Linked DNA regions of Homo sapiens: region 1 is linked to region 2. A link is a loop called in an ENCODE intact Hi-C map of the cell type or tissue named here. Cell type or tissue: prostate gland. All regions are shown on one strand. Each heading gives the region's core, and the rest is flanking DNA. Links, peaks and the distances in the headings are about the cores only. Region 1 holds the start of CGNL1 (cingulin like 1). Region 2 overlaps CGNL1 (cingulin like 1).

The links. Hi-C counts contacts between places; a loop is a spot of excess contacts. Peaks named below come from ENCODE experiments on the same cell type or tissue, not always from the same donor. Only the 100,000 strongest peaks of a DNase experiment are listed, where the experiment ranks them.
Region 1: it touches region 2 in a loop (3-fold over the local background); 11 of 110 quality-filtered maps call a loop at or near these places.

Annotation. Positions count from the first base shown.
Region 1 is chr15:57,371,475-57,386,383 of GRCh38, reverse strand. CGNL1 (cingulin like 1) reads right to left here and starts at 9,879. Exons shown (of 19, transcript NM_032866.5): 1 at 9,817-9,879. RefSeq lists an enhancer at 14,448-14,909. In prostate gland, for the core only: a CTCF peak has its summit at 8,728 (motif pointing left); DNase peaks (open chromatin) are centred at 8,723, 9,283 and 9,763; H3K4me3 peaks cover 3,395 bases; H3K27ac peaks cover 4,461 bases.
Region 2 is chr15:57,521,026-57,535,934 of GRCh38, reverse strand. CGNL1 (cingulin like 1) reads right to left here. Exons shown (of 19, transcript NM_032866.5): 11 at 12,294-12,446; 12 at 11,184-11,354; 13 at 7,120-7,281; 14 at 4,156-4,245. Among named protein-coding and RNA genes, the nearest start is that of GCOM1, 63 kb to the left of the region's middle. RefSeq lists an enhancer at 8,062-8,645. In prostate gland, for the core only: a CTCF peak has its summit at 8,246 (motif pointing right); DNase peaks (open chromatin) are centred at 6,762 and 8,284; H3K27ac peaks cover 5,000 bases.

The DNA.
Region 1 (14,909 bases), core at 6,036-11,035, 150 kb after region 2:
GCACATTCACATACGTAGAGCTAGTTTCACACGTGCAGAGTCAGAGCAACATGACGAGATGGGAGGGTGACACAATTACCTATCTGCCCTTTAACAGGGGAGAAAAGCGAGGCTCACAAGCCTGTAGCAGCACAGGCCCCACTCCACCAATGTCCTCTGCAGGGAATGGGTTTAACCACCCCACAGGCTAAGTGGTTTCACTGGTTTTAGCATGGCTATTTATATGTAAACGATGCAAGCAAGTTTCAAATGAAGTTAAGTCATGTTTAATGGAGAGAAAAGGAGGTGTTCCCACCTCAGGGGCACCTGTGGGGAAACCCAGAGGCATCAATAAAACGTTAAATTCCATTCTTTCCACCCTACTTAAGAAAGGAGGGATCTTTGTCCCTGGCCAATAGCTCCCTTGGATCAGAGATGTTAAAAAGAGCTACCGTTGTTTGAGGTTCCACTTTGTCAGGGTTTCTTAGCCTTGGCTCTACTGACATTTTAAGCCAGATAATTCCCGTGGGGGACTGTCCTTTGAATCAAAGGATATTTAGCAGCATCCTTGGCCTTGGCCCATTAGATGCCAGGAGCCATCACCACCCCAGTCATAACTACCAAGAATGCCCCCAGATATTGTCAAATGTACCCCCGGGTGGGGAGGTTGGGGGGACCCTGTTTGAGAACCACTGTACTATGTCAAAGAGATATGGCTTGACTGTATGGGGTAGGCATTACATCTATTTTACAGAGGAGGAAACAAACCTGAAATGGAAGAGGAACCAAAGAGCCATCACTCCTAGTGATCGTCAAATAGAGCTTCCAATCCAAGTGAATGAGACCTTTCTTTGCCCCACAGTGTGAAGAAGGAATGAAAATACAGGAGATGAAACTACTTTATTTTTCTCTGTCACCCAGGCTGGAGTGCAGTGGCACAATCTCAGCTCACTGCAATCTCCGCCTCCTGGGTTCAAGCCAAGCTGGGAATGCAGGCATGCGCCCCCACGCCCAGCTAATTTTTTGTATTTTTAGCAGGGACAGGGTTTCACCATGTTGGCTAGGCTGGTCTTGAACTCCTGATCCCAACTGATCGGCCTGCCTCAGACTCCAAAACTGCTAGCATTATAGGCGTGAGCCACTTCACCCAGCCCAAGGTGAAACTACTTTCTACTAGCTCATGCATTTAAATGTTAAACAGGAAAATGGATGGTGGACTTGAACCTTACCAGGTATTTGGTCCTCAACTGCAAAGAAAATATATTCTGCAGACCCTGATGACAAGAGCAGCCCCGAACAATGCATGGAAGTCTGAAGGGCCTCCCTGATTCACTCAGTAGTCTGCAAGCTGGGTGTCGGGATGCCCTTCAGATAAGAAATGCTTTAAGCAAACAAGCAAAAAATGATTCACCATGAGAACTTGAAATGCATACAAGACAGCATGCTTTTATCAAAAATTCTCTCCTGTTATTTTTGCAAAACACTCCCCACACACTCTCACTTTACTTAAGGCTTGTCTGTTTTTCTGTTTAGATATCACTGTGGCTGCTAGAGACAGAGGAAATACAAGGATGTCAAGTTTCAAAACACTGTCTTTCTTCCTTCTTCCACAAAGCTTTATTGAGCACCTATTTTCTACCAGACACCAGGTATACAAGGTCAGTAAAGAGGTCTCGTCTCTTTAAAGGTTTGTTTGAAAGTTTATGGCAATTTTTTTAAAAAAGAAAGAAAATAAAGTTTATGGGAATTCAGACACATAAACAAAGAGCACTTATGTTGTTCTCATTGCCAAGATAAAGGCATATACAGGCTATCAATAATTTGTTGAAGAAATACGTGGGTGAGTTCAAGGAATGAATGAAGAGCAGGTGCAGCATCCAGGCCTCTATGCCTAATGAGGTGGTAGTTGTTAGCATAGCTCAGAGCCGGACAGCAAGGGTTTCAACCCTGGATTTCAGCACTTTGACAAGTTACCCAATTTCCCGTGGCCTTGTTTCTATCGCCTGTAAAATGGGTTTATGATAGCACCTATCCCATAGAATTGCTATAGTAAAAGCTCTAGGATGGGGCTGGAGGCAAATGCTATGGGAGCATTTGCTATTATGAGAATTACTGATCTTGGGCAGGTCTCCTGGAAAGTGTCTGGCAACTCTCTCCCTCTTTTGTACCCCATCCAGCTGCCTCACACCCAGAAAGTTGGACTCAGGCCTGCAGGGAGAAGCAGTCATGCCATGAGCAAGCCAGGCCTGGAGAATCAGCTAACTGGTGGGTCTTATCTCCTACCCACTATTTCCCCTCTCCCTTCACCCTACCTTCTCCTCCCAACCCACCCACCCCACTCCCCAAAGCTTATAGGTGGCCCAAGGCAGCACAGACTGTTAGGGCTGAGCTAGTCTGGCCACAACCAGACCAAATGCATTTAAGCCCCAAACCTGAAACTCACAAGTAAAAGAAATCTTAAGTTTGGGCTGGGCACGGTGGCTCACGCCTGTAATCTCAGCACTTCGGGAGGCCTAGGTGGGTGGATGGCTTGAGCTCAGGAATTAGAGACCTGCCTGGGCAACATGGCAAAACCCCATTTCTACAAAACACACACACACACATAAAAATTAGCCAGGCATAGTAGCCTGCATCTGTGGTCCCAGCTCCTCGGGAGGCTGAGGTGGGAGAATCACTTGAGCCTGAGTCTGGGAGGTTGAGGCTGCAGTGAACTGTGATCACACCACTGCACTCCAGCCTGGCCAACAGAGTGAGATTATCTCAAAAAAAAAAAGAAAAGAAAAGAAAAGAAAAGAAAAGAAAAGAAAAGGCAGATGTGGTGGCTCACGCCTGTAATCCCAGCACTTTGGGAGGCTGAGGCAGGCGGATCACGAGGTCAGGAGATAGAGACCATCCTGGCTAACATGGTGAAACCCCATCTCTACTAAAAATACAAAAAATTAGCCGGGCGTCGTGGCACGTGCCTGTAGTCCCAGCTACTCAGTAGGCTGAGGCAGGAGAATGGCTTGAATGCAGGAGGCGGAGGTTGTGGTGAGCTGAGATTGTGCCATTGCACTCCAGCCTGGGCAACAAGGCTGGGCAACTCTGTATCAAAAAAACAAAAAAAAAAAAAGGAAGAAAGAAATCTTAAGTTTGTTAAACTCCACCCTGCAATCCCTTTGCAAGCTATTTTCTCTCTCTCTCTTATCTCTCACTCCATTCTTTATCAGGTCCTCTCCAGCACCTAAAGCTTTCACAGTAATCACCACTCTAAGTGAACATTCCAGGTTTTTGATACTTGATTAGGGCAAGGACGGAGGCTAATCAACTTTTCAGCTGCTGCTGTATAATTCTGAGTAAGTCATTGTTTATAGAAAGGAAGATAAAAACCACACAGGCAAAAAAGGTGGGGAATCAAACCTTTTTTAATACTGTCAGCTACAAAAGAGTTCAAGGATATATATTAGTTCATAAGATATACTAGAACCTCTTCATGACTTTGAAAACTGGGCCATTTCCTTTTCTTTTGTAATCAAGTCAAAAGAGCCCCATTGTTGAAAGTTTAACAGTCCTAGTTGGAATACCCAAACTCCCAGCCTTAGAGAGGAAGGGGTCCTCACTTGGAAAATGGGACTAACAACACTCCCATCACAGGATTCCTGGATAGTCCTGGTCACAGTCGTTCCTCTTCCCTATGTGGACTATAAATTTGCAAGGGAAAACAGAGGGCCTGTTTTGAATGCAATGAAACACAAAGATAGAAAACTAAGGGAAAAGGTCAAAAACAAGAGAATTCTTGAGGCCAAAACTAGAGGTCATCTTACCTCAATCTTCCAGCAAAGAGATAAGTAACAGGAAAAGATTATTAACAGTCGAGGAGCTTTACAGACCTAACACACTACAAAGCAATCACCTGAACGATTACGTACTCTACCAAAGCAAAGCAGAAATCCCTGTGATTGGGCAGCAGGGAAGAAACCCTGCCCTGTAAACAAAGAGGCTTCTGGCCAGGCTGGCAGAAATATTGCACGTTCATAACAAATGCTCTGTGCACTAATCCCAAACACTCTAACTCCATGACGACCCTCCGCTAACTCCCTGGAAATGTTCCTTGGAGCTGATCCTTCTCGGGTTGAAATATTCAGCTAGTGCTCATTGTAGTAATGAACATTCATTCACTAGCCCTTTTTTAAACTCATCTCTAATTATAACTCCATATGGCCTCTAAGCCCTTACTACCTGTAATTTTAAGAGCTTGAGGTAATTACTATGCAGCAAAGTTTTGTTTTTGTCGCGAGTACCACATAAACAGGAATTGGATGTGCACAGCTTCGTTTTATTCTAGAATGCCCAACGCTGAATTTTGTTTTTAATCTCTTACCCAACAACCAATTATCTACAGAAACTCAGAGGTTTGCAGAACTTGAAGAAGGGTGGAAATCACGTCTCTCTAACCTAGGATGTGGGACCCGTTCAGAGACTTTCTGCACAGCCTAATCTACCCTCTTCTTTAAGACACCTAGAAAAGCAGCAGTCCATAAATTTCCCTTGGGATCACAAGGTCGCAGTGGCCTTTAGCGGAATACTTTCTCTTTAGGTCTGAACTGATTTACTATTTTCCTCTACCTCACGTAGAGGAAAATAGTAAAATTCCTATTTACACGAGGTAGAGGAAAATAGTAAATCAGTTCAGACCTAAGGAGACTGTGATGTTAAAAAATAAACAAGGCACTGAGAACACAATTTCTTAATCAGCTCAGCTTAAGAGGAGCGAGAAACAGTAGAGAGAACTTAGCTTTGTATTCAGACAGACCAGAGTACTCTCGAACTTCAACTCTGCCATTTTATTTTTGTTGTTTGTTTTTAAGACAGGGTCTCACTCTGTGACTCAGGCTGGAGTGCAGTGGCATGATCATGGTTCACCGCAGCCTCAACCTCCTAGGCTCAAGCCATCCTCCCATCTCGACCTCCAGAGTAGCTGGGACCACAGGCACGCACCACCACACCAGGCTAATTTCTGTATTTTTTTGTAGAGGCGGTATTTCAGCATGTTGTCCAGGCTGGTATTGACCTCCTGGGCTCAAGGGATCCACCTGCCTCGGCCTCCCAAAGTGCTGGGATTACAGGCATGAGAACTTTGCCACTGTCAACTACTATGCACCTTTGCAGGATTCAGCACCTCCTTGGGCCTCAGTTTCCTCATATGTAAAATGAGGTCACTGCCACCTGCCTCTCAGGAATGTAAAGGGTTTACAGTAATGAACGAAAAGTGCTGAGCATGCTACCTGGCACTTGAAAGGCAGTCAATAAACAAATAGTAACTATTATAACCATGAGGTTATTAGCCCTATGGGTCAGCTATTTGGAAACCACCTACCCAAGGGAAAAACAGTGTGAAGTCCAGTTTTCAGCCTGCCCAAGGAAGCCTGAGCTACAGCAACCATGGTATGATGAGGAACCAATGTCTGCCCATTGGCAGGAGCCATAGATACAAACCCAACCACTTGCTCCAAAAAGTGCTGCAGCTGCGGCTTTCACACTGCACTTTGCATTCTCCTTTCAGCTCTGTTGCGGAGGTAGCCGCTACTAAGCTTACTTTACCAGTTACTAATGTGCCAAAAATGGATCCAGCCACATTCTCCATGAGCTTCCCACTCCCAGGAAGTACCCCTGTTCAGTAGACTCCAGAAGCAAAAGACACCTGCCAGAATCTGTTCTCTTCCTCCACCTCCCACCTCCCCTTTGCATGATGGATACCTGCACCCTTCTCGCTCCTGGAGTCGGACATTTCCAAAATCAGTCATTTGGGGTACGGGCCTAATAGAATAAGCTTTAATGTAAACCCAAGTAAAGCATGTCTTATGCCTCCTGTGCCAATGAATTGAGGAGGCATCTACCCAGGCGAGGCTAGCCAGGTGCCCCACAGTACCCCACGGGCCACTGTGTTCCTCTTGATTAGAAAAGTTCCTAACTTATTGCAACCCAGGGTTTACATCCCCACCTGACTCAGGCCCCTTAAGGCAGGAACCTTATCCTGTTTACCAACAACTCTGGGTAATACATAGCTTTTGCTAGTAACAGGGGCTACTAACAGCTGGGCACAGTGGCTCATGCCTGTAATCGGAGCACTTTGGGAGGCCGAGGCAGGTGGATCACCTGAGGTCAGGAGTTCGAGACCAGCCTGGCCAACATGGTGAAACCCCATCTCTACTAAAAATACAAAAATAAGCGGGGTATGGTGGCGCATGCCTGTAATTCCAGCTACTCAGGAGGCTGAGGCAGGGAGGATTGCTTTAACCCGGGAGGCGGAGGTTGCAGTGAGCTGAGATCACATCACTGCACTCCAGCCTGGGTGACAGAGCAGAGTCTCAAATAACAAAAACAAAAAGACACCTTAGTGTGAATTTAAGATGAAGCACTATCTCCCCCAAGGATATTGGCTTGAGGGATGCAGGAGGGTGCATGAGGAGAGAAGTACAGGGGGCTGCAATCGGGACACGGGGGACACCAGGCTGAAAACACTAAGCCTTCCCTCCTCGGTAAAGGTCAGTCAACCCTGGTGCTATTTCCATCCCCCACCCCATTCCCTTTTTTTTTCTTTTTTCCTTTTCCATTTTCAGGATTTTCATGTCATAACTGGTTTCTTGATAACAGCAATGTCACATGCCTGAAAAAAGTAAGCACTTGGTCATTCAGAGAAAATTACCCAATTTTTGGTTTCCCCTTGAACTTTGTTTTCCTGCTCTGATGCCAACCTCTCAGCCATGCCACCGCCCTTTAGTGCCGAGATCAGAAGATGAAAAGAAAGGAAAAGCATAAAATCAGTTGGATATTTTTAAAAGGCCAATGGCATCTCTTAGATAAATGGGTTTCACGGGGAAAGAGAGTTAGGAGGCCATTAAATTTCTTTAACTCTCCCTCACCCATCAGCACAAGCAAATTAAACAAAGAAAAAAAGGAAGCCACCAGGGCAATAAATTCTTAACACAAACCCAAGGCCTTTTCTAGTTGCTGTATCCCCTTTCCCTAAATGAAAAAGTATCTCACTAACCCTTTCTTCATATTTTTCTTCACTTACTTTCTTCTAATCACTTTAGGATATTAGAGCTGCTACTCCAAAGTGAGAAATTGCAATAAATGTGCTTAGGCCCACATTTACATAAACTTTTCTTTTTGGGGGGGTAGAGTGTATTATTATATTCACAGTGTAACTATTGCTGTTCAGGGGTGACTTTTCAGACACCATGAATTCAACAGCATCCTCGAATAAGCATTTTTCTTTTCCCAATTGAGACAAGATTTGGAAGTTAACAAACCATTTAATAATATGGCTTCATTTTGTTGGCATGGTCTCACTCACTCACACACACACACACAAAAAAAACAGTAGGAAAACACTTTCCATATAGTCTTGCTCCCCAAAGGGTGATGATTCGGGTCAGGGGACACCCTGTAAGACAATGCGCTGCATGTAACCTCCATTTCAAGCCAAAGCCAAGACAATGAAGACGGCTCCCACAGGGTGCACACCTCCAGCAAGTGAATACAGTAGTAGCAGCAGAGCATGGTCGTGGAAGTTGGGGAAAAGCGAGAAAACCAAGTGGGCAAAATTATGTCATTTTTGTATTTTTCAAAATGAATGTTCTTTGGACTTACATTAGCAGCTAGAAATGAATGTAAATGTTCTTTCACTTCAGCAAGGCATTCTTGGAAGGATGTCATCCCACTGTTAATAAAAATACAGGCGGGGCACGGTGGCTCATGCCTGTAATCCCAGCACTTTGAGAGGCCGAGGTGGGCAGATCACCTGAGGTCAGGAGTTTGAGAACAGCCTGGACAACATGGCGAAACCCTGTCTCTACTAAAAATACAAAAAAGTAGCCGAGCATGGTAGCGGGTGCCTGTAATCCCAGCTACTTGGGAGGCTGAGGCAGGAGAATCATTTGAACCAGGGAGGCCGAGGCTGCCGTAAGCTGAGATTGCACCATTGCACTCCAGCCTGGGCGACAAGAGCAAAACTCTGTCTCAAAAAAAAAAAAAAAAAAAAAAAAAAAAAAAAAAACACATAGAGGGCCACCCCCTAAGAAAAACTTAAAACCACTGATTTGTGGTCAGGTAGCAACATCAGGGTGGAAATTTTAATGCAAACATCATATTTGGGGTACAAAAGTAAATTAACCAAGATCCCCGGAGACTATCACATTACTAAAAAGGGCAGTGAAAACACATTTTCTTGATAAAATATATGACCTAATTTAGCCAATATAAGCATGGTTACATTTTCCTTAGTCCTACTTCTCTATCATTTTTAAGACCATGTGACAGGTGTCTCAGGTGTCATCTCAGATGTGCCATGTTATACACTGTGTTCTGTCTGCAGGGCTTCATCATACTTCCAGAATAAGTTTAATCTACAAAAATGGACTTATGTTAACACAAATATCAACCACAAAACCTTAAGGATGTTGTTAGCTTTGGCTTTTTGAAGGAAAATTCTCCACATTTATGCAACTCCATTATCTACGTGGGGGAGTCTCCGGAGGGTCTCCAAAAGCTGACCAAACCCTAAAGTATTTTTTCTCCTTTTAATCTGAAATCATTCCCGAATATGACAAGTCAAATTATCACTTGGTTTTCCCTGAATAGGACAACCCTGTATTATAACCTTGACCCTGACAAGGACTGCTCGGTTCTAATGCCTACACTCCCACCTCCTTGGCAGAAAGTGCCCTGGCAGTATTGACTGTAAACAGAGAGGTAGAAACAAAGGGATCTTCAGTAAAGGCACCATCTACTGTCTAAAGTTGGAAAGCACCAATCAACAGGTTCTTCAGGTGGAGAGGTGGATTAGGGAAGAGCTATGAGGACCTGAGATGAGTTCTAGATCAGGACTGATCTTGAGCCGTCCGAAGAGTGGCTGGTGGGAGCAACTCTCAAAGCAGAGGTTTTCAAACTTGCCTGCACATTAGAATCACCTGCGGCGTCTTAAAAATTCCATTGTCCAGGCTGCAACCCAGGCAAGCCGAATCCAGATCTCTGGGAGTGGGACACAGGCACCAGTATTTTTTAAAACTCTCCAGATGTGGGGCCAAGTTTGAGAACCAATGCCCGCAAAAGCATTCCCAGCGAGCTTTGAGCAACGTTTTGAGCGGCATAAGCAGAGTCGGGAGGGCAGCGGCCTTAGGGTGAAGAACACACAAAGCAAATATACAAAGTTTCAAAAATCCTGTGTAACTAACTCCAACATGACAGCCAAGTACCTGTCTAGAGGCCAAACAGTGATGCAACTTGGAAAAGTCCCGGGGAGAGCTAGAATGTGTGCTCCGAGTGAGGCGGGGGCTCTCTCGGGGATGACCTCCCTGGGCGGCGCAGTGGTCTGGAGGATCGGGGAGAGAAAGGTCACACGCCCCTTTCTTTCCAGGGGATGGTCCGGCCGAGCACGCCGAGGACTTGTGTACGACAGGATAGGTCAGAAACTGCTTCGTGTGAGTCTCTCCCAGCTGTCACTAGAGCCGGAGGGTCCAGGCAGGGGTGCGAAGGCAGAAAGTCCCTCTTCACTAAAGGGAGGTTCTGCAGGGCCTCCTCCCTCCCACCCCGCCCCGAAGCGGGTTCCCCAGGGATCGCCCGCATCTGTTCTGCGCCTGCCCTCGGCGGGGCGCGGCGCGGGAGTCCGGGTCGCATCTTCGAGCCCCAGGACACGCGCGGCGCGGGTCACCGAGAGTGGACGCGCGGACTGAGCACAGTGCACCTGGCTGAGCCCGAACCCCTGGGGGTCCCGCCGCCCTGGGCGGCCCCTAGCACCCCGAAACCCGGCTGCCGGCGCACACCCCGCCCCGCTCCAGCCCGGAGCTCACTCACCGCCGCCGCCGCCTCCTCCCGCGTCCAGCTCCCGCCGCAGCCAGCAGAGCCCGGCCGGAGTGCAAGGGCCGCGGCGCCGCCGGGAGGCCGAGCGAGCCCGCGCCCCGCCCCGCAGTCGCCGCCCGCCCTCCTGGGAGGAGGGGCAGGGGCTGGCCGGGGGCCTGGACCCGCCGGGGCTGCCGGCGGGCCCAACCCTCCCTTCAATCCGCCCGCGGCCCGTCGGGACGAACCTACCCAGGAACCCCCGCACCACCCGCCCTCGGCTCCGCTGGGCCCGGGGCTGCGCTTAGACCTCACCCCTTCCCGGAGCCGTTCGTCCTTCCACCTCCCCTCCGCCGTCACCGGGCATTTTTCTTCTCCCAGCCTCGGCCTCTCCAAATTCCTGGCCTGCAGGAAGCCCTCCCTATTTCGCGCTCTCGACTGCGCCGAGCTCAGTTTACCCCTTTCCCTTCCTTTCCCTGCTTAGCCTTTTTCCCCCTCACTGTCAGAAACTTAAGGGATAGCGCTCTTCTGCCACCGCAAACCCACACCTATTTATTGAGCACCTACTGTGTCTAGACACTGGTGGGGAGGTTATCCCACTTGCGCGGTAACAAGAAATGTCTGTCTCTGTTGGAGAAACAGTAAAGTGAGGCGCCTCGTAAGGTCACACAGCTGGCGGTAGTAGGGCTGGGATTCGAATACAGTTTTTAGGTCCTTGTTTAGACCCACCCCACGATAAACTGCGGCACGCCTCTCGCTAGCTGTGAGAACTTGGGCAAAATGTTATCAGTTCTAAACCCCAGTTCACTCATCCGTAAAATGAAAAGCTGGATACTTCACCAGCTATGAGGATTCCCTGAGAAAACAACAACCTGTACTTTTTTTTTTTTTTTTTTTTTTTGGAGATGGAGTCTTGCTGTTTTGCCCAGGCTGGAGTGCAGTAGCGCGATCTCGGCTCATTGCCTCTGCCTCCCGGGTTCAAGCGATTCTCGTGCCTCAGCCTCCCGAGTAGCTGGGACTACAGGTGGCCACCACTACGCGCGGCTAATTTTTGTGTTTTTAGTAGAGACGGGGTTTCACCACGTTGGTCAGGCTGGTCTCGAACTCCTGACCTTAAGTAATCTACCCGCCTCGGCCTCCCAAAGTGCTGGGATTACAGATGTGAGCCACTGCGCCCTGCCCAACCTGTACTTAATACATGTTTGCTGACATATTGAATGAAATAGACCCTTGAAAACTTAACAATTCAAAACAATATAAAAGGACTTGAAAAAGTAATAGGTTGGTGCAAAAGTAATTGCAGTTTTGCTATTACTTTCAATGGGAAAAGCCACAGTTACTTTTGCTCCGACCTAATAATAGTGATTCATTGCCAGGAAAGAAAGAAAAAAAAAAAAAGATGCTACTTATCCCAAGTGGGCAGCATGGTCAAGGGAGTCTTTTTGGAGGAAGCGGTATTGCACTATTCCAGAGTTAGCAGGTCTAGGTTGGGGAAGACAGCCAAGGTGATGGGGTGTGTGAACAGTGCCCAGAGGGTGGACCAGCTTTCCTGAGCAGAGGCTGCCTGGGGCAGGACACACATGCTAGAAAATGGGATGAGGCATACTAGAAAGGTGGATGGGGTCAGAGGGTGGAAAAGGCATCAAATGCCAAAGTGAGGGGGCTCAAGGCAACCAAACAGTACTTGGACACCTCAAAATGACTAGAATGGAACCTGCATGCAATAGAGGGCACCTAAATGGCCCTGGGAACCAGATGGGGGAGACCCATGGCCTAGGAACCAGCAGAGTCATGGGGTAGATGGGGAGTTGCAGCAGGGAGGGACAGGAAAGAATTTTCCAACTGGGTGCAGTGGCTTATGCCTGTAATCCCAACACTTTGGGAGGCCAAGGCAGTGGATCACCTGAGCACAGGAATTCAAGACCAGCCTGGGCAACATGGCGAAAACTGTCTCTACCAAAAAAAAAAGAAAAAGAAAAAGAAAAAAAGCGCATACACACACACACACACACACACACACACACACACACACACACACACACACACAAATTAGCCAGGCATGGTAGCATGTGCCTGTAGTTCCAGCTACTCAGGAGGCTGAGGTGGGAGGATCAACTGATCCTGGGAGGTTGAGGTTGCAGTGAGCTGTGACTGCCCCAGTGGACTCCAGCCTGGGCAACAGAATGAAATTGTCTCAAAAAAAGAAAGAAAAGAAAAGAAAGAGAGAAAGGAGAGAGGGAGGGAGGGAGGGAGAGAAGGAAGGAAGGGAGGGAGGGAAGGAAGGAAGGAAGGAACTAATGAAGGAAGGAAGGAGAGAGAGAAGGGGAAGGGAAGGAAAAGCAGAAGGTAAGGAAAAGGGGAAGGGAAGAAAAAGGGGAAGGGAAGGAAAAAGGGAAGGGAAGGGAAGGAAACGGGGAAGGGAGGGAAAAGGAAGGGAAGGAAAAAGGGAAGGGAAGAAAAAGAGAAAGGAGGGAGGGAGGGAAGGCAGGAGAAGGGGAAGGGAAGGAGAAGGGGAAGGGAAGCACAGGGAAGGAAAAGGGGAAGGGAAGGGAAAAGGGAAGGGAAGGGAAGGGAAAAGGGAAGGGAAGGGCTCTTGTTTGGAAGACCAGATGTCTTGGTGACCAGATGTGTGCAATGAGGGAGTGGAACTGGCAAAGGCAAAGCTGAGGCTTCCAGGCTGGGTGCCTTGGAGCATCAGAAATAGGAACAATATGGAAAGAGGCTGCTTTTCAGGAGAGCTCCTGAAGGTTCCATGGAGCATGAAGTAATGGTGGAACTTTTCAGTGGAAATGCCCCAGCAGGCAGCTGGGAAGTGGAGGAGTGTCTCTGGGCAGCATCCATGTGGAGGGTGAGGGGAGAGTGAGGACCAGGAGCCAGGAAAGGAGAGTGCAGTGCCTTCACTGAGGGTGGAGGAAGCAGAGGGCATCACCCAAGGGAGAAAGAGGAGGGTAACTGAGAGCTGTTGGGAAGAACCCAGGAGTCTTTGACGGAAGCCCAAGGGTGAGGGACTCCTGAAGGAGAGGGCAGTGCCGAATGTCACGAATCCACTTCTCACATGGGCCCTTCCAAGGATCTGTAGAGAGTGTGCACTCAGGAAATATTTGTTAACTGTCAAAAAAGCATTTCATCAGCAATTTCCCCTCCCATACAGATATTTTGCTGATGACAAAAATAAGAGGAGTCATTGGAGGTAAAGACAGAGGTGAGAGAGATCAGCTACCAGAGATACTGCTTTCGTTGCTCTTATTGTCAAGATGAATGCTCAAGCCCCACCAACCTCAACTTAAAGCAAACATTTCCAGGGAATGCTTCTGAAAAACATTTTTGTCTTTTTTTTTATTTAATGTAAGTCTGGCTCCCTTAATTATGGTTTTTGAGCCAGTAGAACGATTAAGGGGAGGAAGAGCGGGGTCAGTGGCAGCAACTTGCCAAAGAGAAGTTTCCAGGAGGATGAGTAGAGAAAAATCACCTCTTTTCTCCTCCAAATTTTCTGTACATAAAATACATGATACAAAAATATTCACATAAGTGCTACAGTATAAATGACATTTGAGTAGTGACACAGAATATAGGAAGAGTGACAGAAGGGAGGCTGCAGCATGGAATAGGTCTTATGGCGTGCACTTGGAAGACGTAATGCAAGGCCAGGCGTGGTGGATCACACATGTAATCCCAGCACTTTGGAAGGCCAAGATGGGTGGATCACTTGAGGTCAGGAGTTTGAGATTACCCTGGCCAACATGGTAAAACCCTATCTGTACTAAAAATACAAAAAAATTAGCCGGGCGTGGTGGTGCACGCCTGTAATCCCAGCTACTCGGGAGGCAGAGACAGGAGAATCACTTGAACCCAGGAGGCGGAGGTTGCAGTGAGCCAAGATCACGTGATCGCACTCCAGCCTGAGTGACAGAGTGAGACTTCATCTCAAAAAAAAAAAAAAAAAGAAAAGAAAAAAGAAAAAGAAGAAGATGTAATGCACATGGATAACAGAAAGAGTGCGGAGGGCATTTCTGGAAGGTGTGGTCATACACCCGAGACAGGGAAACAGGAGGAAGTGAACAAAACAAAAAATAATACACGGTTTATTTGATTGAAGTGGAAAAGCTATTCCGCTTGTGAAGCAAGATGGGATTGGGAAGGGCACCTGGGAAGAGGGCTTTTGCTTGGAGTCATTGGGAAACAGGCTGCCTTAATACGGGTTGCCCTGAAGGAGGAGCCTGTGACAAGACTTGCCTGCTGGTGGTGTATTTAGGGTGATCCCTAGAAGCCGGAGAGAGGAAGCAGGAAGAGTGCGACAGGCAAGGAGGAAAGGCCAGTATTAGGGTGTGTTAATGAGACTGGTGCTATATGCAGGGGGCCTGATTCCCCTGGGACCTCCTGGGAAGATGCTGAATGCCCCCCAGAATTGACAACCTGAAGCTCAGGTAGCTGGAGTATTTTTCCAAGTCTCCAGCAAAGACCGCTCCTACATGCCTTACCCCTACTTCTAGGCTACCCACCTCCCATGCTGAGAGGGCTCCTTGGAACAAAAGTGCTCACTTGTGATGGAAAGCTGTCAGCACAAAGTTGATCTGAGCTTCCAGGGAGCTCTCCCAGCACCTATAGCTTCTGCACCTCCCGGCTGCTGCAGTGCACATGGTTTCAAGCTCTGCCCCTGCTGTGCCAGGACTCCTTCAGGACCTGGTGCCTACATCATTCCACAGCCAGCAGCCTCTCCTGGCACTATCCCTCTACTCCAAGCTGTTGTGTGGTGGAGCAACTCTACCAAAACTCTGCTTCCCCATAAACAGCTTTCCCCAGAACCCCAGAGGTCAGATTACCAGTAGGTTCCATGGGCATGACGCCATAGAAACTTCTTTCCCCTCCAGTGAGACCCAGCTGTGTCCTCTCCAACAAGGTCTGGCTCTGAGCAGGAGCAGAGGGGAGACTAATTCCTTGGGTGCTCAATCTCATTTTTGGACTTTGCACACTTCCCACATGAAGTGAAGAATCTCAGTCTTAAACTGTTCACTTTTCAAAGTGTTCACTCCTACAAGTGTTGAGGGAAGAGACTTAATACATCAAACAATCATATTAAGTTTCCGTTTGAACTTCTAGAGCCCCTTGGGCAG
Region 2 (14,909 bases), core at 5,386-10,385:
GTGAGTGCCAAATGTATGCATAAGAGAAAGAAAGAATGGAGGCATGGAAAGGGTCAAATACACCATCTTACACAGCCTTCCTTGTCCTCTGCCCTGGTAACAGCACAGTTGAGGCCTCCTCTCAGTCGCCCCTTCTCCAGTCCTCACCCCCACCCCTGGCGCATGAGTCTTCTAGAACACAGTGTATGCTTCACTATTGTGCTCAATCGCCTTCGATGGCTGCCCACTGCCTTCACAATAGAGCCATTCAACACCCTCAGTCTGCCTCTTCAAACTTATCTCCTTTCATTTCCTATGGAAACTGGAAATCTGATTGACCCACACTCATCCATTCATCCATTCATTGCTCCTCAAAATGCTGTATAGGTCCCTACCTCCCAGTCTTTGTTCACACCATTCCTTCTATCTAGAATCCCATTCCCAATCCCCTTGGTTTATTCACGTCTTACCCTTTCTTTAGAGCTGACCCCAGGTCCCCACCCTCTTTCCAGTAATTCTTCCACACTCACTCTTGCAACAATGGTCTTTCCCTCATTAGCTGCTTGAATCTTTTACTTGGCATTTAGTATCCACTGTTTTCTATTGTTAGTTATCAATTTTTTAGGTCTGACCCATCTCCTCAAACAAACTGTAGCAACTCAAGGTCAGGGACCATTTCTGGTCCTCTTGGAGCTTTACTGCAATGCCATGCACACAGCAGGTATTCATCATATTTTGCAGGCACGGGTAGATAGAGCACTGCCTTGGAAATTGAGACCTAAGCCCAGCTCTGCAGTCAATTGCCTGCATGACTGTGGTCAAATCACCAGGTGACTCTGGGCCTCAAATCTCTCATCCATTACAGTGAAGTGGGGAGAGTTGGACTCTGAGGTCCTTGCCAGATCTAACAGTCTATGAGAGGGGTTGGCCATTCACTAATATTGCTGGAAAACCTTTTTTGTGGCTTATTCACTTAAGTCCCATCACTAAGACTAGTGGGAGATGTTTGGGGGAAGCAAAGATTCCGCAAAGGAGCTTGTGAGAATTCAGAGTTTAAGGAGAAAGCTGTTAAGTTTGAACCTTTTAATTTAAAGAGAACAAGATCACCAAACTAAAATATCCCATGCATTCTCTTTTCAGTGCCTAGTAGCAGTTTGCTAGGAAGGCAGGGCCGATGTTATTACTTGGGTTCAAGATAACAAGCACCCTTTCCTGTTTTTAGGAGATGTCCTTGTTAAGGAGATGTCATAAGGTCAGCATTTGATGGGGGAGAGGAAAAGCGGCCTTACGTTTTGAAGTTTCCCTTTTCTGGCTTTGATTTCAGCAGGAAAGCACAGGCACACGGCCCTAGAAGTTAATCTAAGTGGACCAGAAGAGCTCAGAATCAGGGCCCATCTGTCTATACCCAAGGCCCTCCCCAGAGAGCCTTCATTTCAAGAGGCAGGAAATAAGCCTTGGCTCAACCTCAACTTTGAATGAGAATGAGATGCTTTCCAGGGAGGCGGGTATTTGGCCCACCCATTTCTCTGCCCTCCCTCACAAGTCAGGAGGCAGCAAAGGCCAGAAGAGAAGCTCTCAGAACACAATCAGGAGACATCAGCGTTTCTGTTTCATTGGCTTACCAATTCCTACGTCCATGTGAATGTGCTCAATTTCTCCACTTATAACAAACACCAGGCTATACCCTCCCTATCTCAGATGATGCAGTGAGAAGAAAGAAAACAGAAGAGGGAAAGAGAGCTGGTAGGGAAAGAGGTTATAGACATTGGTGGAACTCATCTTTTTAGGCATGTAACTCAGATACAGGGAGAGAATTGGGGGAAAGTAAAGGGTGAGTCAGACGCTTCTGGATGTATGAAACCTTCTTGCAGCATTGCAATGTTAGAATTCAGAAGAGCCTTCAGAGATCACCTGGATCAATGACTTCCTTTTGATAGATTTTAGAGACTGAGCTCAGAGAGGCTGGGACTCTCCCAGAGGTAAATGAGGCTAATGCAGGAGCCAGGACTGGGACTGCCAGCCCACTGCTCTCCCCAGCAGACCAAGTGAGTTCCCTTAACTTCCTCCCTGGACTTACTTCAAGTCCTTGGTTCCCTTAACTTCCCCCCTAAACTGACATCAAGTTCTTGGCTTAGTGGAAATATTTTTAGCCTTGACCACATCATGGACAGCAGTTCTATTCCCCATGATCCAAGTGCTCAGTTGAAAGGAAAAAGAAGTGTCCAGAGCAATTCTGGGACCAGATCTCTGCATGATCAGTTCTGTCAGTGTTGGGCTGTCAGCTGAGCTAAGGGAAGCAGACACGTTCTGGTTCAATGTCTGTGTTTTGTTTCTGATATAAACATGGAACTGAAGGTCTGTTGTAACGGCCTCATTACTGATAGGATGACAGGCTTTCCCACTATTCCTCTTAGCATAAGCCACAAGAAGCGCTGGCAAAACAAATCCATGGTCACATCCTTTGTCATTGTGAATGTTTAGCGGATCCTGACATGTCTGGGGGGAACGTCGCTACTTAGCCAGGCTGGCAGGGGCTCATCACAAAACAGCTTTTATTCCAGTGAGAGAACTTAGAAAACAAAGTCTTCAGTAACAACCCTGGCGGGCAGTAGAGGAGATGTCAAGGTTGAGCTCTCTATCTGGGCCTCTGATTTTCAGGAAGGTCCCTCTCTAAACCTGTGCAGCTCTGGCCTGATAAGCTGTTGCAGCTCCAGATAAATCATAGCCTGGGAACACGCAGACAGAACCCACTCTCCATGAGGAGGGTGGAGGGAACACAGCTGGGTTGCAACTTTCTTCACTCTCAGGAGCAAAGGAGCATGAGTATCCCACTTGTTTGCAAAGAAATCTATCAACAGGGACCTAAAAGAATACGGAAAAGCAGCCAGGGATTCACGTTCTACTTTGAGCAGGGCTGCCTGCTCATAAGGTGCTATCCCCAAGCTCTGGAACTTCCAATTCTTGGTCACCCTGAACCGAGGAAAGGGAAGTCCATGTGAATAAGCAGAAGAGACCAGAGGAAAGTGCCCTTTGGAATAGGGAAGATTTGAAAAAGAAGACAAAAACATAAGGCAGAAAGTGGAAGTTTCCCAAGTGGTTATGAATAACAATCTATTGGCCATAGAGGGAAAAGTGCCTTTTAGGGCTGAGGCTCTAAGGGTCATTAGTTCAACAAGCAAGTGTGTGGAATGTGGTAGCCAGCACCATGTTAGGTGCAACAGAAAGTAGGCTCTACGATGCAGCCTTTTCCTTGACAAGTTAATTAGCAGTACACACACCTATGAAGCATTCACGTTCAATAACAGTACTTTCCAAGTGAATGCTTTTTGCAGTTTTGGAAGGAGTTTCACTTACATTTGATCCTTATGACAACACTGTGAGACAATCGGGGAGAGTTATGCTCGTGTTATAGATGACGGAACTAATTTCTCAAGCGAAGTGCAGATAATACATGCAGTATTATCCAAAGGCTTTTGACCTCTGTTTCCATTTTTTAATTAAGTGAAGGTTCAGAGGGGCTTTGAGATAGACTGGGAGTGGCAAGTGAGATCTGGGGAGAGCAGTGAGATCACGAGGAAACAGAGGTACTGTTAACTAGTTTCTGTGTCCCCAGTGCATGCCCAAACCACTTGACAGATAAAATATGGAAGCATTTTGGGAAGAGGATTCAGAACACTCAGCAGCAGTTTCAAAGATAATTAATTTGTATTCACTAGTCTCAGCCCTTCATTTACAAGACACCTGTGGATACATGTAGAAACTTCTAATGATAGAATGTGCTTTTAATGACAACTTACCCAGTTGTACGCCTAGAGCCTGGAAATGGTGCTAGACGAACTGTATATCAACATTTAGAAAGCCCTTCACTCTTTCTTGACTAGCATTGGCACTTTCTTAATGAAAAAGATGAAATCAAAACCTAAAAACCTTGAAATGATGCTAGGTATAGATCAGGAAATAATCTGACCAAGGAGTAAAATTTAAAATCTAAAATACAAGTAATCTGGTCAAAGTCTCTCCTAGAAGCTCACTATGGTGATGACTATTCAATCTTCCATCAATTTCTAGATGGCATGAATTTTTCTCTCCTGGACTTAACTGAAGCCCCAGGATTAACCCCTCATGTTCCTTTTTCACACAGGACAATCCACGCATCATTCACCTATAGAATAGTACCTGTTCCCTGCTCCTACTGATCCTCTCAGACAGCAAATCTGAGTTGTTTCTCTCTTCTTCCAGTTCCATCTCCAGTTGAGACACCTTGTCCTAAGAAGGAAATCACAAACACAGTTGACTTAACTTGCACTGACCGGGATTAACAGCAAAGGCTCCCCCACAGAGAAACAATCCTAAGGGCAAATGAGAGCTAACTACCATTAGAGTTTGGAAAAACAATATATCTATTTCTTACATTGCCCAAAGCAGATATTTCTTAAACTATGTGTTTCATGACTTGTAATGTAAAATGTGTAACATAAAATGTTTATGTAGAAAACACATAAAAGAAGAAAAAACATTATCCCAAACCCTAATGCAAACACTAAGGATATTTGAGCATGTTTCTGTCAAGTCTCTGTTTCTCCCTGTGAATCAATAACTTTAAACAGATCTACCCAAGCCAGTGCCTGTTAAAAGACAATGTGGAAAAAACACTTGACGCTCCGGACAATCTTTTGTCTGCAAGAGCCTTGCAGGAGTCAATCTACAGCAGCCTTCTAAGCCTTCTAAGGAACAGCATGCATTTGCACGATGCACTCCCAAACCTGCATTGGATTAACCAAAAGACAGTGCTAACCAATTCTGTTAAACTCATCATCACTTCAGAATAATAATTGGTGGTTTCTTTGTTGGCTCCTAATCTAACCTAATTGAGTGTTCAGAGAAAAACATTTCAAAGCAGCTTTGTGTATGAAGAAAAGAGGCTTCTAACACAAACCACCCCACTTACAACTGGGGGTTGTCAGCCTTGAGCACGTGTTTCTCCTGTCACCAGCCAATCTGTCATAGGTCTAAGTAAACTCAGAGCCACAAATGCTAAAAAGCAATTGGCATTCCAAGTTTTAAATGTGAACCTGCAGCATTTGTATATAAATATTGTCTCTGCAATTGCCAAAGTGGATTGACAAGCAATGGGCACCTCTATCCCTAAATATTATTCTATTTATCACAATAAAACACCCAGGATTCTTGTGAGTGAGTGACTGTCTGTGAACGGCCCCCAGGTAGTGATCAAAACCTATAGGGAAGTTAGAAAACCCTCACCCAGGAGCCAAGCATCTCTAAGGCCAACTTGGATTGGAGCTGGGCCCTGCACCGAAGCCTCCTGTTTATTCAGTGGTTCCTGATGCCTCCAAGACCAGTCTCACTATAGTCAGACATCACTCAGGATCCACAAGAGCTGCATTTACATACAACAGCCACCTGAGTTTACAGAAAATGTCCGTCGTTAGGAGAGCTCTTGAGTCTTGAAAATTAATTTAAGTGCTAGTGAAGGAGCAGGCAAGACGTAGTCACAGCAAGACGGTCCTGCTTGCCGCCTCTTAGGGGACGAAACACCCCTCAAGCGCATCTCATGGTAGCAGGGTCTTCAGAGCCATTCATTTTGTAATTAATGAGAAAATAGCTAAATATTGCAAAGGGGCAAATGAAGCTTAGCTATGCCACTCCTTCTAGACCTAAGTCGGCCAAAGGAAACGATCTCTTTAGTCAGGATATAGCAGTGGAAATGACCTAACAACCCAATCACCAGCTAAAAGCACCTCTTTATAAGACTGTCTTCTTGCCTAAAAGCCATACTGCACAGAACCCAGCAGGAGTGTTAAGGGTGCCGGCCAGGGCCATTACTCCAAAGGTTCTTCCTCCACTGCCTGAAGGGGCTTTAGCTTGTTTTGAGCCAGGTTGTTTAAGGCCCTAGAATAATCAGTTTCTAGTTAAGTGGGTTGACCTTAGCTTGCCTTAGAATTACCTCCCCTAAAGAGATCAGAGCCAGGACATTAGCAAAATGTACAGCAGTCCAACAAAAGAGCAATAAAACTGTAATCAGGTTATTCTAGTCTCTAAAAGAGGCCCATCTAATAAAATCTTCAATGACTTAAACAACACTCCCTAGATATAAACAGCTACTAAGTCCCCTGGACGTTTTGAAAATTATTTCTGTTTATTTGCAAAGTTGAATCAGGAATTCCATTGATTTTGAATTTAAGCCATCTCTCCATGGCCTTGAGCACTGTCTTTTATCAAAACTTTGACAATTTTAACTTCTCTGAAAAGACTGAGACTATTTTTTAGTGTCTCTCTCAATTCCATTTTTTCAGTGTCTCTCCCTCTCTCTAAATTCTACTGGGGCGTGTGTGTGTGTGTGTGTGTGTGTGTGTGTGTGTGTGTGTGTGTGTGTGTTTCTGGGGGTTAGTTTTGCTCCTAAGAATTATTCTTTTTTAAAAGTTCAGATGGAGTGATTCTAAGGTTCTTCTTGTCAACCTCAGTGAACTGTTCACACTTAGATTCTGTTACTTCATTTACATTTTTCTAATATGTGGTGTTTTCAGCTTGTGACTAGATCACCCCCATCTGGTGAGTGCATTCAGCACTTTCTGATATGCTGTCTTGGACTATGTACATACTATGTATACCACAGTAAATTGAGCCACAGTGTGCTGCGAGCTCTGGCAAAGCCCAATAACCTCTAAGGGAAAATGGGCCAGAAACAGGAAGCAAGAATGGAGAATGTGGTGTGGCAAATGAAGAATGATGATTCCTAGGAGGCTCCTCTCTGGACATGCAGCAGTCTGGTTCCTTCTAGTTAGCTGGAAGCACTGCCCCAAAGAACAAACAGAAAAGGAACTATCTGTGCCCTTAGGCAAAATCACCTAATGTCCCTGAGAATCTGTTCCATTTCCTCTCAAGACAATGAGAATGTTAGACTAATTTATATCCATCATTCCTTCTAGCTCTGATGTCCTGAGTCTATAAATGACTGGCCCCTTCCTTCAATCAAGAAATAACCTCACTACACCCAGCTGTGGGAGAGAATAAAAATCCAAGACTTCCCAAAGGCTGAGCTGAGAGCAAAGAGGCTGCTTCTCTCGTGGCCCAGCCTCGCTCTCTGCAGGTCCCCCAGCTCACACTGTACGGCCCACAGACCTCCATCTGCTTGACCAGCCTGCTGCGGTCATCTTTGAGGTGACTCTTGGCTTCCAGCTCATACTCCAGGTCCTTCAGCGTCTGCTCCAGAAGCTGCCTTTTTGTGAGTGCTTCATCCTGAGCTCTCTGGTAGTCCCGTAACTCTTCCTCCATCAGACGCATCTAGGAGGAGAGACAGCTGGGATGGTTTTCTGGGGTGCATCAAGAGCATAGAGACCTCCACAGACAGTGCACAGGCTGACCCCACCAAAAGGAAGATCAGCTGGACTCCCACAATATGGGAGATCAGAAGACCTTGAGCAAGTCCTACCTCCCTCTGGGCCTTACTTTCCTTTTTGTAAAAAGAGGAGGTTTTCCAGCTACAGGCAGCAACCTATTAGGTTACAAATTCTATTTGGTAGATATTGACCAGCATTTTTTAATTAAATAGAACAGAAAAAAATAGCAGAGTATTAGCAAATATTGATTTGCAAATCTTTTGTGCTAGACATTCATATATTTGTGCAGATGCGTGTATTCCTGGGTTGCAAGATATAGTTTTTTTTTGTCTTTTTTTTTTGAGATGGAGTCTTGCTTTGTTGCCCAGGCTGGTGTGCAGTGGTGCGATCTTGGCTAACTGCAGCCTCCATCTCCTGAGTTCAAACAATTCTCCTGCCTCAGCCTCCCAAGTAGCTGGGATTACAGGTGCATGCCACCACACTGAGCTAATTTTTGTATTTTTAGTACAGATGGAGCTTCACCATGGTGGCCAGGCTGGTCTCGAACTTCTCAACTCAGGTGATGCCCGCCTCAGTCTCCCAAAGTATTGGGATTGCAGGCATGAGCCACCGTGCTCAGCTGAATGCAAAATGTCGTTTTTACTAGGTCATGTTAAAACCTCTCGAGAGCCCCTTAACTAAATACATGTTTCCCAGGGGGTAATTTATTGTCTACCTGTATCACTGTCACCTCAAAAGAGGTTTCAACTCAGTGAAAAAGAACACACAACTGAATTAATGACCGCAAAGCAACCTACTGGCAAAAAACCTAACAACATACACAGGCACATTAGGGAAAGCCACTGCTTTGTAGAAGAACATGATTAGCTAGCTTAATTTATAATGTTGTTGTTTTTTCCATCCACAAGGTGGCACTCAACTAACAGCTTTGAAGAAAGCGCAACAGACAAAACAGCTTGATTCACAAGGGCCAGTCAGTGTCTTGAACTTCTCTAGAAGCTCCCTGGGGAGACCAGCCAGCTCAGGGCACAGTAGGTCTTCCTTAAACATCTGTGTGGGCTGATCTGGTGAAGCCGCAGGCTGTCTGCTTTGTTCTAAGTGTCCTACCCTCTTGGAGTTGGTACTAGTATTGAGTAGAGCTAGTCTCATGAATAGAATAATACACCAGGGGGTCTGTTTCCTTCAGAGTATATGAAAGTGAATGGCCATCTCCGCTACAGAATGCCACCCTTCTGCAGTGTCTGGCACAGAAGAGTTGGAAAGCCCCAGTAGTTGAGGACAGCTTTGGAGAACCCGTGGAAAAGCTTGAGGAAATGTGTTCTTCTCTGGGAGGCTGACAGGAGCACTGGGCATTTCTAAGAGAACAGCCTAGCCTTGAAGATGACATCTCCAGATGAAGACCCACATCTGGTTTTAGTGGTTACCATGACAGAAAGTACATGAAAGCACAGAATGAAAATCACCCCATGGAAAACAGTGATGGGACATTTTCTGGATACAGAGGATGTGCTATATTCCAGAGCGTTAAAAAAACAAAAAACAAAAACGCTCTATGACTCAGTTTCCTCATTCACAAAATTGGGATAATTATAAAATCAGCCTTCTAAAGCTATTATGAGAATCAAATGAGATGATACCCAGAAAGAACATGAGTGTGAGGGTCAGAAAGAATGACAGGCAAATGTGCAGCCTGCGTTTCCTTCCTGTCCCCCTTCCCAATGCCCAGCGTGCCCTCCTCCACTGCTCAGCACAGCCCCACCTTCCACACCCAGCAGGTCCCTCCTAACACCCGGTAAGGGCCCCATCATACTCAGAGTCCTTGACGAGGGCCGGCAGAAGAGATTAACTAGCATGGTGTCTGTGAACAATGTATCCTGAATCATAAGCAAGCAAACAACTTTTGAACTTCCTAGTGCTACCTTTAAGTAGTTAAAATCACCCTTTGCTAAAAGAGATGTAGAAAATAAACTGAACAATGGTAATCACTAAGTCTCGATTCTCTAAAGATCATGCTTATCAGAGGTAGAATGGGTGAAAAATGCCTATTTCTCTCAAAGCAAAGGCAGCCACTATTACAGCACTTAGAACGGACTCCTGTAGCTTTTGGGGTTTTTTTTTAACCAAGATCTTCAACCAGCTCAATCAAAACACAAGCAGAGGGGCAGTGAACAGAGTTGAGCCTGAGTTTTTTAAGGATCCAGAGAGACCTTGGCTTGTTAATTCACTTTTGTTTTAAACAACTCCATCACTCTACCAACTTAGTCAAGGGTGGTATCTCACTGCAGTTTCCCTGCAGAATGATGAGGTGTCCATGTCTGTTGCTCACATGGAAACAGTGTCTCACAGGGCTGCATCAGTGAGAAAAATCCAGGAAGGGCCATCTTTATTTTCCTTGCAAGGAATCCTTTTTTTTTTTTGTTTTGGAAGGACTGCTCTTTTATAAACAATACTGGTCTCCATCTGGCCTTAACTAGTCTCTCTGGACCTCAGTTTCCTTATCTAACTAGAGGATCTCTATGTTTCTTTCCAACCCAAGGATTCTATCATAAAAATCATTATATAAAACGCAACGGGAAGTACTTTTCAGGGGTCATTGTGACACTGTGATCTTCTGAAGTCAAATCAGACCAGGTGCTTGTTGGTGTTCTGGCAGATACCTGAATCCTTCTGCCTCTGTGCTGTAGTAATGAATGTGATTTTTTTTTTTTTAATACCAAAGAGAACTGTGATGTCAGTGCGCTAATTTCACTGCTTACTTGGAGTCCTGTATCACATAACCCTGAGCCAAAGGGGATCCATTATCAGGGGCCTTTCAAGAGTGTTCTAGAAGCCTGCAATAAATATCTATTGTTCTTTTACACAGTTTCAGCACTGACTCATGGGTGACTTTTCTTTGATCATCAAAGAAATTAAAGTTTGTTTTTTAAAGAAAAAAATGTTTTCCTGTGGAATCTTGGTGCTCTCGGCACTGTTCATGAAAAATAAGCCCCTAAAATTAAAGAAAAGGAAATTAATATTTATGAAGTGTCCGGGATGTACAGACTCGCTGCTACACAGTCTCACATATTAACTCATTTAATTAAGTCACTAATATTTGGTATATTTTTAAAGAGGTAGAAACATATGCTCAGAAAACTGGGGTTAAGTTGCTCAAGGTGACCCAGTTGGCAAGAGGTATAGCTAGAAATCAGCATAGGCTGTGCTTACATTTTGAAGCCTCCGGCTTTCCATTAAAACAATCAAAAACATCCCCTTTCTTTTTCTCAGTTCTTGAGAGGCCAAGCCTGAAGGGAGCTAGCATTTGGGTTTCTTTGCTCAATTATTCTTAAATATAAAACGAATGTTTTAATCATTTCAATACTCATAAATTCCTGAGGATTTCTTTTACTCGCCATTATTGTTGTTGTGAAACTCTTGTCCGCCACCCTCATGCCAATAAAAGTCTGTATTTTCAAAAATCAATGGCCAAAAAACAGTCAGTTACTGTAATCCCTATTCTAGGATTAAATTAAAACATGAAAGCATATAAATAAATCATCTGGACACAGCTGGGCACATCATGGCTGCTCCATAAATGGCAGCTAAACATTTTAGGCAAAAAATTATAGATTCATCAAGAAAATGGTCAGGTTAAAGCTGTGTCCATTTAGCCTCACAGTCCGCCGGTGGGTCCTTTGTGCTCCAGAATGCCATTTGCCCACGGAACCCATCCAGAAGGTGAAGAATGAAGAGTCAAGCACCAAAGCTGTCTCACGAATCTACCCCCAAGTCCCTCACAGAAGACTTTCAGGGCAAAGGATACTTTGAATAAGGGATAAAGGAAGAACTTATCTGGCCAGGCATTACCTCATCCTGCATTTTCATGGCTGTCAGTCGGGACTTTTCTGCCTCCAGCGTTTTCTCCTTCAACTGTCTTTGCATTTCTGCGAGCTCCCTGCGGTTTTTCTCCTTATACTCATCCAGCTGGTTCTGGAGCTCCAGGGTTGAGGTACGGGAGGCCTCAACAATGTCTGCCATCTAGAAGAAGTGACACGGGTGTGAGCCCACCCTGGGATGCTCTGAGACCAGGGTCTGGGTCCCATTTCAACACACAGCACATCTCCTCTTCTCCCTTTCTTCTATGGCCCCCTCAAAGATGGCCCAGCACCTGATCCTGAGTCAGCCAGGTGTGGGCACCTGTGACTTGGAAGCAGCATGGAGGAGTGAGCAGGCACGTCCTTTGGAGCCAGGCACACAGCCTCAGGGTCCTAGGGCTGCTGTGCCACTTACCAGTACATGACTGGGGCACGTCGTTAACCTCTCTGGGCCCTGGCCATGTCCACACTGGAAACACCGAAATCATATCTACCTTACAGGGTTGTTGTCAGAATTAGTATCCACAGATACAGATAAAATTTTATCAGCAGATACAGATAAAATTCTAGTTAGAAACAAAATAGTTAGTAAAGTGCCTGGTACATAATACATGTCAGAAAACAGCAGACACTCGTGTCAACTCCCAGAATACAGAAAGCCTGCCAGCTTTGTGCCTTTACCCCTTCTGGGTATGGTGGGGCAGACATAAAGAGAAAGAGCAGCAGCTACTGAGCTCTGAAGCTGCCTTTCACACTCCTGGACAAGCAATAGAGATGCAAAGGTAGAGACTCTGCACAGAGATGTCGATTCTGATTCACTCAACATTGGTTCCATCTGCACTGACACACAGCCTTCTTCTACTAACTGTTAAGAGGTGATTCTGGTGCCCAGAATCCAGAGGGTACTGGCATTAATGTTTTCTAGACCAGTGTCTATCTTTTCAACAAATCCAAAGAGCTGCCTCTTGGGATCTGCAAATCCCTGACACTTTTGTGCTTAGACCTACTGCAGGTTTCCCAGGCTTTCACCAGACCCTCAGAGGGGACTGGGTCCAACAAAGACATCTGGCCCTACTTCCTCTTTCCTCCTCCAGCCCCTCACCTCCTTCTGCAGTTTCTCAATGGTTTTGCCCAGGTGCCACCGCTCATTCTCCATCTCGTTCTTCAACCTTCTTAGCTGCTCCTTCTGCTCACTCTCCTCTTTGAGCTTCTCAGACAACTGCTTCTGCTCCTGGGTAGTCTGACTCAGATTTCCCTGCAAATGGCAGGGAAAGGACAGTGCTGTCACCTACTAACCAGGTAGCCACAGGAACGGGTGGCACAGGGAACTTCATAGTCACACTGCAAAGCAATCAGATCTGTTAAATCCGTGATGAGGAAGAAGATCAAAATAAAGCTGTCAGAGATAGAAGGGCATTGTTGGTTCTGAAATTCAAGGACCAAATAGGAAAGTTGACTTACCCAAAAACATCCACAGGAATGAAGGGGCAGACAAACAACGTGCTACAGAAATACATGGCCAAGGCTGCTGGTGGTGGGAATTCAGGATGGTGTCTGAAAACCTGAATGTTCATGCTTGAAATTCGAGGTCAAGTTATACATTACAACAATCTAAACCTACTTGGCAATTTATATCCTGTGACACACAGCATCACACCTAATGTTCCAGTATTTACTATGCTATGCAGATGGTTCTTACAGTTAGAATAACTAAAAATGAATCGCTAAGAGAACACTACCCCACAGAACAAAGGTCCATTTGGGTAAAGGCAGTTGTCATCAACAAAATCCATGAATTGGACTCAGACACAGGCAAAAAGGAATTTGGAAACACACAGGTTGGTGAACTTGATGAACAGAAGGTGTTAAATGGAAGAGACACTACTCAGATAAAATACTAGCCAGGTAGGTGGTTGTTGATTGAATCAGCACCAAATACTAGTGCCTACCATAAAATACAACTATCTTGAGTGCAATACTCCCCTTAGTTCCCCTGAGGCTCTCATCTCACAAAGTCACACAGACTTATGTTCTTTATGTAAACAACATGCAACTCCAGAATAAAATCCTAAAATATTATAGGAAAGTTATGGTGGCTTCTTTAAATGGCTAAGCATTAGGGCCATAGGTACAAGGATAATAAGAAGACGCACAACTCGGAACAGAGCAACCTGACTCAAACACAGACTGGATCATCTCGAAAACGTTGTCAGGCACCGAGGGCTGACTGGGCCACTACAGAAACAGCTCAGGGCCTACCCAGTCTTGTGTCCCTGCAGTGACTGCACAAGAACAATGGTTTATATTTGTACAGTGCTTAACAGTTTACAAGCTGCTGCCACAGGCAGTAACTCAGGATCTTGAAAACATTCCAAATCACTTCGGACTCTCCTGGTTTGCAGAGCATAGGAACAGATCTGCTCTGCCAACCATGTGATGTGGGGCTAAAACACGACCCATAGCGGCCTTCCGGTCCCTGGGCTCTGTTGGGCTGGCTGCACTTTGAGAAGCAGCCAACGTGGCCGACCTGCTGAAGTTAATTGCTGCAGAGAACCAAGGTTAACAAAAGCTGCTGGGGAAAAGATGGTGGCAAAAAGAAAGGTAATCAGAAGTTCAGTGTGGGGGGGAATTAGCAGTAGTGTGCTCCAGCACAGCTGCTGCTGGGCACCCACCAGAAGCAGGGTCAAACCTGGGGTTTCTGTTGATCGATGATTTAGCAGTGTTGGGGCAAAGGGTGAGGAGGAGTTATAGAACCAGTGAGGTATGGTATGGGACAAAACCCTCAAAACACATGTCCCAAAAAACGTCAATCTGTGAAAACAACAAATACAGAGGGCCCCCAATGGCTTCCTGTAGAACCTTCAGGATCCAACTCAACCCCCTCCCCAAAGGAATCCCCCAGCCTTTCTCCTCCTCTTAGACCCCAATCCCAAGGGCTCCAGGCAGCAGACAAGCCAACCCAGCTCTACTCAGCCTCCATGTGGTTCGTGCATGCATTTCTGCTCCACTCTTGGCTCAGGCAGGGCTGCCTGGCTCTTTCTCCTGAACCACAAAAGACACCACAGACTCACCACTCTGGGCCTAGGGCCTGCCAACACCTGCCACCCCAGCACACACACATTGCCTAGAAGAATAGATTTGCTACATTATTTTTAAATTATTTCTTATATGCTTGCCTCTTTTGCAAGGTAGTAAGCTCCGTAAAGGCAAGGGAGAGACTTTCTGTCTATCTGGGTATGTTCACTATTAGGCATATGATAAACACTTAGCTATTAAAAATGAATGCCTATCCCCAAAAGTGATCCCAAGGCTTCTTATGTTAGAATCACCAAGCAAGGATGGGGTGTCTGTACTTAAAATATAGATTCTAGCTTTTTCTGATGGAATCACAATTTTTCTTAGCATGGGGCCCATAATCATTTGCATTTGAAAGCTCCCCAGATAATTCTAACATGTACTAAGGTTTAGAAACACTGTTTAGAACAACGGTCTTCCTCCTCCATAATTCAAGACATATGTTCCAATAGGTCACTGCTGAGAAAACGTCCCAAATTCACATGAAAAAAAGCAAACATGGCAACTTTGCATTTTTCCGACCCTTCATGTGGACAGTATCAGGAGTGAAACGCTCTGTAGCTACAGAGACTCTATTTCCGAGGCCAGGAATACAAGCTCATCAATGAATAATGAGATGAAAATTTAGGGAAAATATATCAGG